Linked DNA regions of Homo sapiens: all the other regions are linked to region 1. The links are chromatin contacts, found by Hi-C or POLR2A ChIA-PET in ENCODE. All regions are on one chromosome and are shown on one strand. Each heading gives the region's core, a stretch centred on a gene start or an enhancer-like site at or near the end of the contact. The rest is flanking DNA. Distances are from core to core; before and after follow the strand shown.

Region 1 (2,539 bases), core at 14-2,513:
TCACGATCCTGGATCATGGAATGTTAGGCTCGAGCCATCTCAGCTCAATACAGGGCTGCAATACAAACAAGAGGTGACGTCATGTTAGAAAATGCTTGGTAAGAGCTGTTGCTCCCTGGATCACCAAGACCACTTGATAAAGACTGACACCCACCAAAGCCACCAGAGTCAGAAGCTGCACTGCAAATTAGGTTTGGGAATCTGCAGAGGGGGCACCTCAGGTAGGGTGATTTGGAACGTAAGGAAAAAGAAACTCCTCCCAGAGGCCAGGATAATGAGCTGCAGCTCTGTTCCGGGATGCTGGCTGCCTAAAGTGCAGCAGCCGCAGTGGGGCGGAGAAGACCACGTGTCTGCAATTCACATAGATTTCCTGCGAGTCGTTGTTTTTGTCTGACGTGTGGGATGTGGGAGAGCGGAGTCAGAAGCTAAGCTTAGGGGCCTAGGAAAGGCATCCCAGAGACGGCCACTGAAGTCCTCCTTGGAAAGAATCTCGAAGACGACCCTGATGGTCCAATTCCCCAGCTCCTGGCAAGGGAACCGCTCCTGCTCCCTGCGATTCCCAAGGACAGAGCTAGGAACTAGGCCTCCAGTCTGGGCGTAAGTGGCTATGACTCTTCAACTCTAAAAGGCCTCCTCATGGAGCCTCCCACCTCCTTCCCACAGCCACTTCACCTCTTTCCCATGAGCCCGCTCCCCTCCGTCCCCTTTCTCCTGGGTCCCCGGGTCTGCCTCTCTAGTCCTCCGTTCACACCCCCTTTTCTCCCTGCCCCCTGAGTCTCCCACTTATGCACATCCTGTCTCCCGATATCCCTCACGTGGCCCCTGCCTCGCCAGACTCCCGTTACTGCCCTTTCCCATATGCTCGCGGGGTCTCCCATTCATTCATTCTCCTACTTCTCTTCTCCCTATTCATTACCTGTCCTTCTGCAGACCCCCAGCTCTGCTTCCGGCCTCCCTGGTTTTGCCCCCTCCGGCCTCCACCCCGACCCCTCTCGTCCGGGGGCGGGGGCAGGTCCCTCGGCCACGGCTGATCCTCCCAACCCTCTGCTTGCGGAGTACGGGCTCTAGCCTCCCCACGCTCAGAGCTCTCTGCCCGCAAGCCCAGCCAGCCCCGCCTGGCTCGGCCCAGCCCAGGGCCCACCGTCCCCTCGCCACCTCGTCCCCTTGCCCACTCCACCTGCAGCTGCGGCTCCGGAGGCCGAGGCTCCGCTCCAGGCGCGACCCCCACTTGCCTCCATCCCCTGCCTTGATTGGCCGCTGCTTGACAACCGACCCTCACAACAAAACCTCCGGCTCAGAGCCCCGCCCACCTTGCCTCCCGCACCAATCAGCTGCCGCGGGTGCTCCGCCTCCTGCCAGGACTGACCAATGGAAGCAGGCGCTTCTGCCGCTTTTCCTCAGTACCCGCCCTCTTTTCCTAAATAGGACTAATCAAGAGGAAGGAACGTTCAAGAGCCGCCCCTTGGCCTCTAATAAACCAATGCAAGCTGCCGTTTCCTTAGTCCCGCCTCCGTCTCAAGTTTTCCCTTTCCTCTCCGTTTCCTCCCTCGAACCTAATTTGTGTCTGAAAACTTTTGAGAGCCGCCCTCCAATGGCGGCTGCGCCAATGGCTTGAGCAACCGTCCTGGATTGACCAATCAGCGTCCGCATTATTGGAAAACTCAATTCCCAGATAGCCAATGGGAAAGGAACTTCGGGGGCAGTGTGAAGCCTCAGGCCTTCCATCTTGGAGTGGGGCAAAACCTAAGGAGGCCTTAGTCGGCATTTTGCCGAAGCTCCTCATTCTTCACTTTGCCTGCAGATGGTCCCCCGTGGCAGGAGGACTTTGTCCCTGTTCTTTGACCCGGACGCCGGCTTGAATCCCCCATGGGAGGTCTAGAAGGAAACAGCCTGATTCCGGAGCCGAGGCAGGCGCTGAACCCTGTAGCACTGCACACGCAGCCACCGCCTCGACTAATGGATGCGTGGGCAAGGGGCTGCTCCCTGAATGGCTGCAATCAGGGAATCGGAGAAAGGCCAGCTTTATTTGTGACACGTTGGGCGGGGTGGGCTCTGGGAAGCGCCGTAACCCTTCTCGACTCAGGGCCTCTCGCGTGGCCGCTTAGGAGGGACTTGGCCCCGCAGCCGCCTCTCCCTGTTGCCCAGAGGTTGTCCCAGGCACCCAGAGCCCCTCGAACCTTGCCCTTCGGCCTCCAGCCTCTCACCGCAGGTCAGGGCTCCTTGGGCTCACATAACGCCCAGTACAACCATAAGAGGTAGGAATTCCTGTTCCCATTTACAGATGAGGAAACTGAGGCCCGGGTTAAGATGCTTGCAGAAAACCACACGGTCAGAAAGTAATAGCCCCAGAATTCGAACCCTTGTTCTGAAAGCCAAAGCGTGGGGGAGTCCCCACTCTGCCTTCTGCTTCAGCCTTCTGCTTCAGATTCTCCTGCTTCAGCCTCCTGGGTAGCTGGAACCACAGGCGCCCGCCACCACGACGGGCTAAGGCTAGTTTTTATATTTTTAGTAGAGACGGGGTTTCTCCATTTTGGCCAGG
Region 2 (2,539 bases), core at 16-2,515, 450 kb after region 1:
AGAAGCCATAAATGTATGAGGTGATGGATATGCTAAGTACCTTGATTTGATTTTTTTACACAACGTACACAGGTACCAAAACATCACATGGTACCCCATATTTAGGTACAATTATAGGTTGCCGAAAAAGTAATTGCGGTTTTTGCTATACTTTTATATGCAAAAACCGTATAACTTTTGCACCAACCTAATATTACATGTCAGTTAAAAACAATTTTTTAAGTGGCTCTCTTTTTAAGTGGGTATTTGGGAAAAAAAAAATGTGGGAGCCAAGAAGGCCTTGTCTACTTCGTTTCCTGCTGTATCCACAGGGCCTGGCATGTAGTAGGTGTTCAGCAAACATTGGTTGATGAATGCATGATGACCTATCTGTGCAAACCTCTAGGCTCAAGAGGTGTGTGTGTGTGTGTAAGTATTTTAGGGTGCATGTGTGGCAATGAAACTGTATATGACCTCCCATCTTCTGAGTGACCCCTCCTCCCTCACGCTGTCAGGAGCTTTCTGGGGAATATTTCATTTATTCCCTACAACGCTCTGTGAGGCAGGTTTCCTTCGTATCTATATGACAGACGAGGAAACTGAGGCTCCGCGATCATCTAAGTTATATAAAATATGTTCAGAAGTGAAAACAGCATTAATAGGCAGAAAAGGACCTCCCCCTTCTACCGCTTACCCACCGCTTACCCAGACCCTCCCCTTCCCCGCGCTGGGTCTCCCAGGATTCTTCTTTACTTTCTTTTCTATAAAATACAGACGGGGGGAGGGGGGGCGTCTCACTGTGTTACCCAGGCTGGTCTCGAACTCTTGGCCTGAAATTATCCTTTCACCTTAGCCTCCCAAAGTGCTGCGATCAGAGGCAGGAGCCACCGCATCCAGCCTTCTCCCGGGACTCTTCAAGAGTCGCTGCGCCGGGGCCTAGGCCGAGGGTGCACAGCGCGTAGAAAGCGCCTGGGAGAGCGGTGTCCCCCGCGAGCTACCACAAGTTTATCCCTAGGCGCGGAAGCTACCACGGCCTGGGCGAGAGCCGGGAAATTCCCAGCGGGCGGCTTGCCCCGGGGGAGGCCGGCGAAGCGGTCTAGGCTGGTGCTGGCGGAGCCGATTCACGGACCCGGGGTTGTTTACTGGTCCGGGGAGTGGACGCGGCTGCCCACGAACCGGTCGCGGCTGGGGCGGCGGCGGCGAGCAAAGGGTTAAGGGGGCGGCCCCGGCGGCGGGGGCGGAGCCGGGATCTCGGCCGCACCTGGCGCCCCAGGCTCCCAGCCCCGACGCCTCCTGCAGCGCCTGGAGCCACACAGGGATCCGGAGCCTGGGGGAAAAGCGGCGCGGGAGCCGGCACCCACCGCTGGAGGGGCGGCGACGGCGGCCGTAGCGACCTCGGGAGGCAAGCGGAGCCGCCATGGCCGAGTTCCCGTCGAAAGTTAGCACGCGGACCAGCAGTCCTGCGCAGGGCGCCGAAGCCTCGGTGTCGGCGCTGCGCCCGGACCTGGGCTTCGTGCGCTCCCGCCTCGGGGCGCTCATGCTGCTGCAGCTGGTGAGAGCACGCGCGGGCCCACGGGGTTGGCCGGGGGCTCCCGGTCCGGCCAGGATGGGTGAGGGACTCCGGCGCTGCGTTCATTTTTCGCGAACCTTGCGCTCCCCACCCGGGCTCACACTGTCACCGACGCGCTGCGCGTACCCCTAGGGCGCTTCCCGCACGGACGCCCCCAAGATCGCCCTGCATCCCTCTCACCACGACACTACCCCGTGGCCGTCGCTGCGAGCGTGAGCACCCTGCACCGTGTACAGAGTGCCCACTGCCCGTGCCCCATCGTGCCCCCTCCAAGGTGGTTACCAGCGGCCACAGAAGCCCCCACCGGAGCCACAGTCACTGCGCACAACCCGCCAACCCTTCCCAGCCCTCCCTTCCCTCCTCTCTCTTTTTCACCCCTCTTTCTGCCCGGACAGTGCCCCCAGCCCTCTAGGGAACCCAGTCTGAGGCAAAGTCCACTCTCTGACCACCTTCTGTCCCGCTCCCAGCGGCTCCGGGTGGCCGCACCCATGAACATTCCTCATCTAATCTAGAGGGCACATCCGACTCCCCAACACGCACACTCAGGCACTACCCTGTGGGCGCCCGCGCGGGAGCCGGGCTCTTCTAGCTTTCTCTGGGTGACCCGCCAGGTTTCAGCCGGTTTAGCCAGCCCCACGGGACCGAGATATCGCTGGAGGGAGGGGTTTGTGGGTAGCCAGGGGCAAGACTCCTACTCTCTCCCAGACCCCTGTACAGACCCCAACTGAGGCGGACCCATGGGAACATCCTCCACTCCCACACCAGCCACAGGCCCGGATGTTAGCTTCTTCCTCTGCCACCCTTTCGTGAGGGTCTGGAAGCTGGGTGGGTGCCCTGGGTGGGTGAGGGCCTGATACATTTTCAGAGGACTCAGGTGGAATTGGAGTTGGGCCAGGACCTGTATTTCTTAGCAATCCAGCGAGTGGACATTTCCCATTGTCTCCTATTGCTGGGTGCTAGCGCTGCTGCGAGGCCCAAGCTAGAGGGCAG
Region 3 (2,539 bases), core at 20-2,519, 430 kb after region 1:
CATCTTTGCCTGCCTCATCCACTTCACCTCCAGATTCCCCCATTCCCCTGGGGCTGGCCTGGCTTCTCCCCTCAGTGGTCAAGATGTCCAAACAAGGACTTTAACAGGCATTTGCTCCTGGCACCCTGTGGCTTCTGCCCTCCACCCTCAGCCAAGAAAACCAGAGCCTAAATAACAAAAGCTTGGCCATGCTACTTGGACTGCCTTACTGGGAAAATCCTACCCTTTCTTTTAAATCTCCTTTAATAATGAAAACAAACAGGACTAAAAACAGCATCTCAAAGTCCATCCTGCCATGTGAATTGGCAAGCCCTCGTGGCTTTTTTTTTTTTTTTCTTTTTGAGATGGAGTCTCGCTCTGTCGCGCCCAGGCTGGAGTGCAGTGGCACGATCTCGGCTCACTGCAACCTCTGCCTCCTGGGTTCAAGCAACTTTCCTGCCTCAGCCTTCCGAGTAGCTGGGATCACAGGCGCCTGCCACCATGACTGGCTAATTTTTTGTATTTTTAGTAGAGATGGGGTTTCACCATGTTGGTAAGGTTGGTCTCGAACTCCTGACCTCAGGTGATCCGCCCGCCTCGGCCTCCCAAAGTGCCAGGATTACAGGTGTGAGCCACCGCGCCCGGCCTCATGGCCTTTATTAAGGAGACAATGTAAAGAAAGTGCTTGGCACAATGCTAGGCACACAGCATTCAAGAAGGGGTTTTGTTTTGTTTTGTTTTGTTTTGTTTTGTTTTTGAGACAGCATCTCACTCTGTTGCCCGGGCTGGAGTGAGGTGGCATGATCACGGCTCACTGCAGCCTCGACCTCCTGGGCTCAAGCGATCCTCCCACCCCGGCCTCTCAAAGTGTTAGGATTACAGGTGTGAGCCACCACACCTGGCCTCAAGGAGTTTTGAGCCAGACAAATCAAGTTCCATTTATCAGCTGTGTGACTCTGGGTAATTCATGTGGTCTCTCTGAGCCTCACTTTCCTGTAAAATGGGGGTAATGATGACCTGTGTTGTGGTGCTGTGCTGAACATTAAGTGAGGTAATGGATGGAAAGGAAACATTCACTAATACTCAGCTTCTTGCCACACTTGTCCCTGGGAGGGCTGGTGATGTGTGCTGAAGTCCCAGGAATGCTAGGAATTACCCCTTTCAGGCACCTTGGCTGGACAAACACTAGGTCCTCATTTGGCCATCTGACTTCATCTGTGCAAAGTAGGGCAAAGTACAGGAAGAGCCACGTCGGGGCTTCCCCAGCTGCTTGTGGGCTTTTCAAGCTCCACCCAGGGGACTTTTTTTTCCCCAAGCTGGACAAATGTCCGGAGCAGGGAATGGGTGAGGCCTGTCCCACAGGGCTCATTGTTGGCGTCTAGGCTGCTGATAAGGTGGAAACAGGACATAAACAGAAATGGTGGCCTTCTCCCTTCCCAATTTTGGTCTCAGGGACCTAGGGGTACAAGGCTTCCTCCAGGCCAGGAGGGTGTCACATGAAAGGTGTCGAGGGGGGACACCTGATCATCCACCCAAACCCAAGAGACAGAGCTGTGTGGGAACCTGGTGCTGAGCCCCATCAAGGGAGCACTTTCTCCCAGGCCGGCCAGGAGGGCAGCAGGCAGGGCGGGGCTGGTGTGGGCTCCAGCTCTGGCGCTACCTCTGTTCCCTTCTCTCTAAAATGATGTGCACTCAGAAAGGTTGGTGATGCAAGAAATGAAGGGAGGGTCCCAGAGGTGGAGAGTGCAGGGCTTCTGCCCCAAAGAGGACCTTGGGCAAGTCACTCAGCCCACCTGAGCCTTACCTCCCTGGTCTGCAAAATGGGGTGAAAGTGGGAAGCTAGCAGCCCCTGCTTCAAAGCCCTTGCCTTCAAGGGAAACCAAGCATCTAGTAACCTGGCTCCCCTATGGCCTTCGTGACCTCCTATTGCATCCCTACATCCTCTCTCTCCACCCTGACACCCCACACACACACCAGCCAGCCAGCAGGGCTTGTGTGTTTTACCCCAAAACACATCCTGAATCTTGAATTCTACCACCTTTTGCAATCTCCACTTCCCTGGTCCAGCCATCATCATCTCTTACCCTCCCTGCCCTGGCCTTCCCCCTGGACTTCCAATTCTTCCCTTGGCCTGCCGTCCATCCTCCACACAGCAGCCAAAGGGATAGTTTTTGAAGGGCCCTCAGGACCATGCCACTCCCCTGCTTAAAACACTCCAGGCTGGGCACAGTGGCTCACACCTATCATCTCAGCATTTTGGGAGACCAAGGCCGGAGGATCTCTTGAGCTCAGGAGTTCGAGAACAGCCTGGGCAAAGTGTCAAGATCCTGTCTCTACAAAAAGTATAAAAATTAGCCAAGTGTGGTGGTGCACACCTGTAGTCCCAAATACTTGGGAGGCTGAGGCAGGGATTGCTTGAGACCAGGAGATTGTCTGCAGTAAGCCAAGATTGTGCCACTGGACTCCAACCTGGGCCACAGGGCTGGACCCTGTGTCAAAACAACAACAACAACAAACAAAAACACAGCAGTTACTCCATCACAGAAGAAAATCCAAACTC
Region 4 (2,539 bases), core at 20-2,519, 360 kb after region 1:
TACAAATACACAAATTAGCCTGGCATGATGGTGTGCACCTTTAGTCCCAGCTACTCGGGAAGCTGAGACAGGAGAATTGCTTGAATCCGGGAGGCAGAGGTTGCAGTGAGCTGAGATCATACCACTGCACTAAAGCCTGGGTGACAGAACAAGACTCCGTCTCAAAAAAAAAAGAAAAAAAAAAAAGAGATCTCTTGCCTCAGCCTCCCAAGTAGCTGGGACTACAGGTGCCTGCTACCATGCCTGGCTAATTTTTTTAAGAGACAGGGTCTTGCTATGTTGCCCAGGCTGGTCTTGAACCCCGACCGCAAGTGATTCTCCCACTTCAACCTCCGGAATAGCTGGGATTACAGATGTAAGCCACTATGCCCAGCAATAAACTTTTTAAAAAATATATAAGTACAACTGCTTTCTAAGGAAGGTGGGGTCTGCTGAATAGATGATCCTTTGTTCTGCTGCTGAGAGCCAGAATGAGCCCGAGAGCAGTTGCTGAAAGGTACTGAGTCATCCTGCCTAGGAGGGAAGAGGCATTTGAAATTCCTGGAGCAAGAAGAGTAAGGAGGAGGGTTGGAGATGGACGGTATGAATAAGGTGGGGGCAGAGTGGGGCGGAAGGGGCAGGCAGTAGCTGAGTGTCACGTGGAACCAGAGAGAAACCCCGGGACAGGACAAATAAACCCAACTATTTGATATAAACATTTGAAGTTGTTTACATTGAATTTCCACCTTTTCTCTTCCTCTATAATCTCCAGCAAATTTTCTTCTGCTTAGCTTGAGCTCAAGGAGGATGAGTATAAAAAACAAGGAAGAGCTTGAGTTTCAGATCTGAGTCAAGGTTATATGCAGCAAAAGCAAGACCCCAGAGGGTTTTGCAAACATCTGGAGACCAGGGCAGTCAAGAGAGCAAGCTGATCTTATCTAGCCCTTCAGAGCCTGGGAAACCCCCAGGGCATCCCTGGGCTCCACCAGAACACGAACTGCTCATGCATAAATATTTACATATATGTGGCCATGCAAACATACACCACTTTCCCAAATACAGGCACATGCACGCTTGCACACACAGAGAGACTTTGTAGAGTCTGCTGCTTCCTCTCTCCATCGCTCCCCCTTAGCTTTGGCCCACCCTGCTTTGTGGGAAGGTGGTTTAGGGCCGGCAGGTCTGGGTTGAGTCATCAAGGAGAAGCACTAGTAGCTTCAGGGGGTTGGGGGCTGTGTGCAGGAGGGGCTCCCCAGGTCACAGGGCTGTCCTTTCTCTCTGAGTAACCAGGATATAAAAGTCACTGTGTGGGCTGGCCACCCTCCTTCTGCAATGGAACCTCAGACTGACTCACCTGCAGCCTCCCCAGGCCCTATTGAGTGGAGCCAGGTGGCAGTCCCCTAAAATGGCCTGCAGGTGTCTTCTTTGGGAAGCCCCAGAAAATACGGTGCCCCTGAGTGACCAGAGACAGGAGGAGGCAAGGGAGGCTGCCCAATGGATAGGAAAGAAGGTCCATTCTGTGCTCCCCAAATCCAAGATGGGAAAAGCCATTGCCCACCTCCAGGGCTTTAAAGAGCCACAGAGTCATCCTGTCTCCAAAGTCCCCACCCTCTGCCACGGTCCCTGAATGGTCCTGGCCCGGCTCAGTTCTTGGTTCTGCCAGGAAGATTGTTTAACTGACCTGGGGAGCCTGTCCCTTCTCAGAGCTGAAATTTTCCTTTCTGTAAATGGAGACAATGCCTCATCCAGCCAGTCATATATTATCTGTCATAGGAGTGTCAGGAAGGCAGGGACCTTGTCTGTCTTGGTATCATAGTTTCCCAGCATCAAGCACAAGGTGGATACTCAATCAATATTCATTGAATGAAATTAGTCTCAGTTTACTTATCTCTCTTTAATGCATCTATCTACCTATCCATCCACCCGTCCACCCACTCTTATCAATCTTCTACCCATTCCTCGCCCACCTGCCACCTCCTGCCCAACCCCTATTCATCTCCATTCATCCATCTACCCACTCCCTCTCCCCTACCTACCACCTGTCAATCTTCCGCCCCCTTTTATCTCACCTACTCATCCATCCCTCATCATCCCCTCCCCATCCCTTCTTCCATCCATCCATCTGTCCATCCATCCACCCATCCATCCATCCATCCATTCATCCATCTATCCACCCATCCATCCATCCATCCATCCATCCATCCATCCATCCATCCATCCATCCACTTCCTGATTCAGCCAACACTGGCTGGAATTACTTTTGAGTATATACAAAAATCTCAGGCCCTCTTATCCTTAACCTTGAGCTCTTTCTCCCATAGGCACTGGTGCTGAGTTTGAAGAGAGTGCTTCCATCCCAATAAATGCCATCAGATCACTCTGTTTATTCAGTCAACCAACAAATGCTGGTTCCTCTTGCCAGGCCCTGTGCTGGGTGCTGTGAGGTACAGTGAGATGAACAAGGAATGCCTCTGGCCTCAGAAGGCTCCCAGCCTGATGGACAGGTAAATTAGGCACACAAAGTATCAGAGGTTTTATTTATTTTTTTTAATTGAACACC
Region 5 (2,539 bases), core at 29-2,528, 290 kb before region 1:
TGGCCCGCCGTGCGCGGCTCGGTATCACCCAGACGGGAGGCCACCTGGGCAGGAGCGCAGTTGCCCAGCCGCCCAGCTCTTGCTCCGCCTGTGGCTGTCCCCGAGAGCAGCCCCCTCCCCACTCGCAAAGAGCGCCACTGCGCGCCAGCCGGGCTCTCGAGGAATCGGCTGCCCTGGAGGGAAGGAAGGAGGGGAGGCAAGGGCTGGGGGCGGCGGAAGCGGCTCCCGGGACACAGGCTGAATGTAAGGGGGTCGGGGTGGGGGCTCAGTGCCCAGAACAGGGCTGTAGGAGTAGCGGGGAGGAGAGCGAGGCCCTGCGCCCTCAAGGGTTTGCGAAGAGGTGCGCTGCAGAGGGCGAGCTGGGGAGGGGCAGACTGCCAAGTCCGCTTGCTTCCCCGCCACGGCCCAGAACAGGGGGCGCGTCTCCGCTCCCTCCACCTCCAAGTCCCAGCCTGCGGACGTGGCGCCTCTCCCTCCAAGCCCCCAGCCCGCAGCCAAAGGGCAGGGCGGGGGTCTTACCTCGGCATGGACCTCCGCGTCTTCGGCCGCTACGCCAAGGCCCAGGCAGCCCAGAAGCACCAGGAGCAGCGGCAGCAGTCGCGGCCGCGCCGCCTCCTCCCGGTCGCCGAGGAGGCTGCCCGTCCAGCCCGGCCGTCCGGGCGCGCTCGGGTCGCTGCCCATGCTCTCGGCGCCCAGCCCAGCTCGGAACACTGCACGCCGGATCCTCGCACGCGCCTTGGAAACTTGCGACGCTCCCTGGCTCCTGGCCCGGCAGGCGCGCCGCGGACCTCGGGCTCCCGGTCCCCGCCGGAGCCGCCTAGGTCGCCTCGGCAAATTCCCAAGCCCGAGGAGAAGCGGGCAGGGCAGGTCCGGGAGCTCGGAACCAGCCGGCGGGAAAGGGGGCCGACCGGAGCTGCCCCCGGCGAGGTTCCGCAGCCTCGGCGCCCAGCGCCTGGGGCCCGGCTCCCGAGAGCAAGCGCAACTCCGGAGCCTTTGTCTGGCTCAGCGCTCCGGCCGCCCGGTCCCGCGGCGCTCCCTGCGCGCCCAGCTCCCTCTGTCCATGCCCGGGGCCGGGCGCTGCCCGGAGCGCGCGCCTCCTGCACGGGGATTCTGCTCGCCGCCGCGCCCGACCGGGCCCGGGTCCCCAAGCAGTCCCGGGAGGAGGCGCAGGGAGCCGACCCGAGAGAGCGAGCGAGAGAGCAAGCGAGCCAGCCAAGGAGCGGGCGCCCGACGTCCCCGGCGAGTTCAGCGCGGCTCCGGGCGCTCCCAGCCCTCCTCCCCGCGCGCCGCGGCCGCCGCGCTCTTAAAGGGCCAGTGTGCTCCCAATGCGCGGACCCGGGCGGGGACCGGGGGCGGTGCCCCAGCCGCAGGCTTCTCACAAGCAGGTGCGGGCGGCCGAGGCCCGACAGGTGGGCGGTCCGTTTACGCTTCCCAGACGGCAGGAAACCTCTCCAGCCCACCCCGCGTCACTCCCAACCCAGCGCCTAGGGGGCGGGGGTGACCTCCAACGCGACCCCCCGCGGAGGGAGGAGGCAGGGAAGGCGTGGTCTCCCCGCCTGGGAAGAATGAAGACTCCTCCTTCTCATACCTGGTGGGGGATACCGAGGCCTAGGCGGACGGGAAGGAGGTCTTAGGGGAGGGATCAAAGAGTCGTTTTAGGCTTAAATATAAATATATATGTATATATGGATATTTGTCAGCCTGAAACCTCTTTTCAAAAGCCGCAGGGTGTCTCTGGCCATTGAATAACTTTCCTCAGTAGCAAAGTGAGGGTTTTGTGCGCGTCGAGGGCGCGTTGCGGCGGACAAGGGGCAGGTTTAGGAGGGACACGGTTCAAGTTCCGCGTCCGCCCCTTAGCTGCCGCTTGCACGTGGGCAAATTAATCTCTCCGAGCCTCCATGTTCTTATCGGGAACGTGGGGCAAAGAGTTGGGGTGAGGGCGAGGTAAGACTTCCGGCTCCTGGCCTGGCGCAATAGGTGCCCAAGCACTTTGGCCACTGGCTGGTGCGAGTGAAGTGCGACAGTGCGGCCGGAGTCGGCGCGGGGCGGGTGGACACACCTCCCCGCGAAGCTTAACGAGCTGGATTTCATTCTATTCCGGAAGCAGCTTGAGGTCGGGGCGGGGTGGATGCAGGAGGCCAGAGCTGGGAGGCCCGGGTCGAAGGTCCACCGAGACCCGGGGACCAGGCCAAGGGCAGCCCTGGCGCGGCGGACTGGCCGGCGTGGTCAGTGGGTGAGGGTTGCAGGCAGGAGGGCGGAGACCGAAGATAAGCTGTTCCTTATCTTCAGACCCGGAAATGGAAGCCGTCCTCACCTGAGGGCGGTTTTCTCTAGAGCAGGCCCTCGGGGCACCCTAGCCGGCCTCACCTCCCGGAAACTGGAAATCAGGAGACCTGGCAGAGTGCCTTAGAGAGGGCGCGTTTGAACCCTCCTGGGATGTCCTTGGGGAAAGGAAGTCGGAGTTTAGAGAAAGGAACCGGGCGATTCTATCATTTCCACGGACTCACTTCTCTGTGGGATCCTTCATCTGGGAAGTTGG

Evidence for each region. Hi-C counts contacts between places; a loop is a spot of excess contacts on that map. ChIA-PET counts read pairs that join two places held with the same protein, here RNA polymerase II (POLR2A). Pooled maps may share reads with other maps.
Region 2: a pooled map shows a loop between it and region 1 (2.9-fold over the local background). The contact joins the promoter of PLLP here to the promoter of KATNB1 in region 1. A Hi-C loop is called at or near these places in 1 of 37 single-sample maps with no recorded cell type and 1 of 50 pooled maps. POLR2A ChIA-PET finds 5 or more read pairs at or near these places in 3 of 52 experiments (GM12878, T-cell and naive thymus-derived CD4-positive, alpha-beta T cell).
Region 3: a map of CD4-positive, alpha-beta T cell shows a loop between it and region 1 (5-fold over the local background). The contact joins the enhancer-like site here to the promoter of KATNB1 in region 1. A Hi-C loop is called at or near these places in 7 of 168 maps with a recorded cell type or tissue (CD14-positive monocyte, CD4-positive, alpha-beta T cell, CD4-positive, alpha-beta memory T cell and 2 more), 7 of 37 single-sample maps with no recorded cell type and 21 of 50 pooled maps. POLR2A ChIA-PET finds 5 or more read pairs at or near these places in 3 of 52 experiments (GM12878, T-cell and naive thymus-derived CD4-positive, alpha-beta T cell).
Region 4: a loop to region 1 is called in a pooled map, with 2.8 times the contacts of the local background. The contact joins the enhancer-like site here to the promoter of KATNB1 in region 1. A Hi-C loop is called at or near these places in 1 of 50 pooled maps. POLR2A ChIA-PET finds 5 or more read pairs at or near these places in 2 of 52 experiments (HepG2 and activated CD4-positive, alpha-beta T cell).
Region 5: a pooled map shows a loop between it and region 1 (7-fold over the local background). The contact joins the promoter of MMP15 here to the promoter of KATNB1 in region 1. A Hi-C loop is called at or near these places in 9 of 50 pooled maps. POLR2A ChIA-PET finds 5 or more read pairs at or near these places in 9 of 52 experiments (CD4-positive, alpha-beta T cell, Caco-2, H1 and 6 more).

The regions. Positions count from the first base shown.
Region 1 is chr16:57,734,494-57,737,032 of GRCh38, reverse strand. KATNB1 (katanin regulatory subunit B1) reads right to left here and starts at 1,263. Exons shown (of 20, transcript NM_005886.3): 1 at 1,178-1,263; 2 at 1-55. It overlaps LOC107984852 (a long non-coding RNA gene), which reads left to right and starts at 389. Exons shown (of 2, transcript XR_001752221.3): 1 at 389-597; 2 at 1,426-2,539. RefSeq lists enhancers at 68-137, 1,506-1,675, 1,422-1,716, 1,696-1,805, 2,435-2,539 and a silencer at 956-1,195.
Region 2 is chr16:57,283,398-57,285,936 of GRCh38, reverse strand. It overlaps PLLP (plasmolipin), which reads left to right and starts at 1,265. Exons shown (of 4, transcript NM_015993.3): 1 at 1,265-1,531. The coding sequence starts at 1,397. RefSeq lists a silencer at 1,072-1,481 and an enhancer at 1,526-2,187.
Region 3 is chr16:57,303,006-57,305,544 of GRCh38, reverse strand. No RefSeq gene overlaps it. Among named protein-coding and RNA genes, the nearest start is that of TRL-CAG2-2, 3.7 kb to the right of the region's middle. RefSeq lists an enhancer at 1,338-1,387. Within about 2 kb of position 1,269, at least 20 of the 41 ENCODE cell types and tissues checked have a DNase peak (open chromatin) inside an H3K27ac peak, as active enhancers do; they include GM12878, where a contact is called at or near this core.
Region 4 is chr16:57,376,106-57,378,644 of GRCh38, reverse strand. The region is part of intron 1 of CX3CL1 (C-X3-C motif chemokine ligand 1); the gene reads right to left. Among named protein-coding and RNA genes, the nearest start is that of CX3CL1, 4.9 kb to the right of the region's middle. RefSeq lists an enhancer at 1-54. Within about 2 kb of position 1,269, at least 5 of the 41 ENCODE cell types and tissues checked have a DNase peak (open chromatin) inside an H3K27ac peak, as active enhancers do.
Region 5 is chr16:58,024,493-58,027,031 of GRCh38, reverse strand. MMP15 (matrix metallopeptidase 15) reads right to left here and starts at 1,278. Exons shown (of 10, transcript NM_002428.4): 1 at 520-1,278. The coding sequence starts at 681. RefSeq lists enhancers at 1-163, 714-1,263, 1,496-2,081, 2,082-2,539 and a silencer at 1,130-1,269.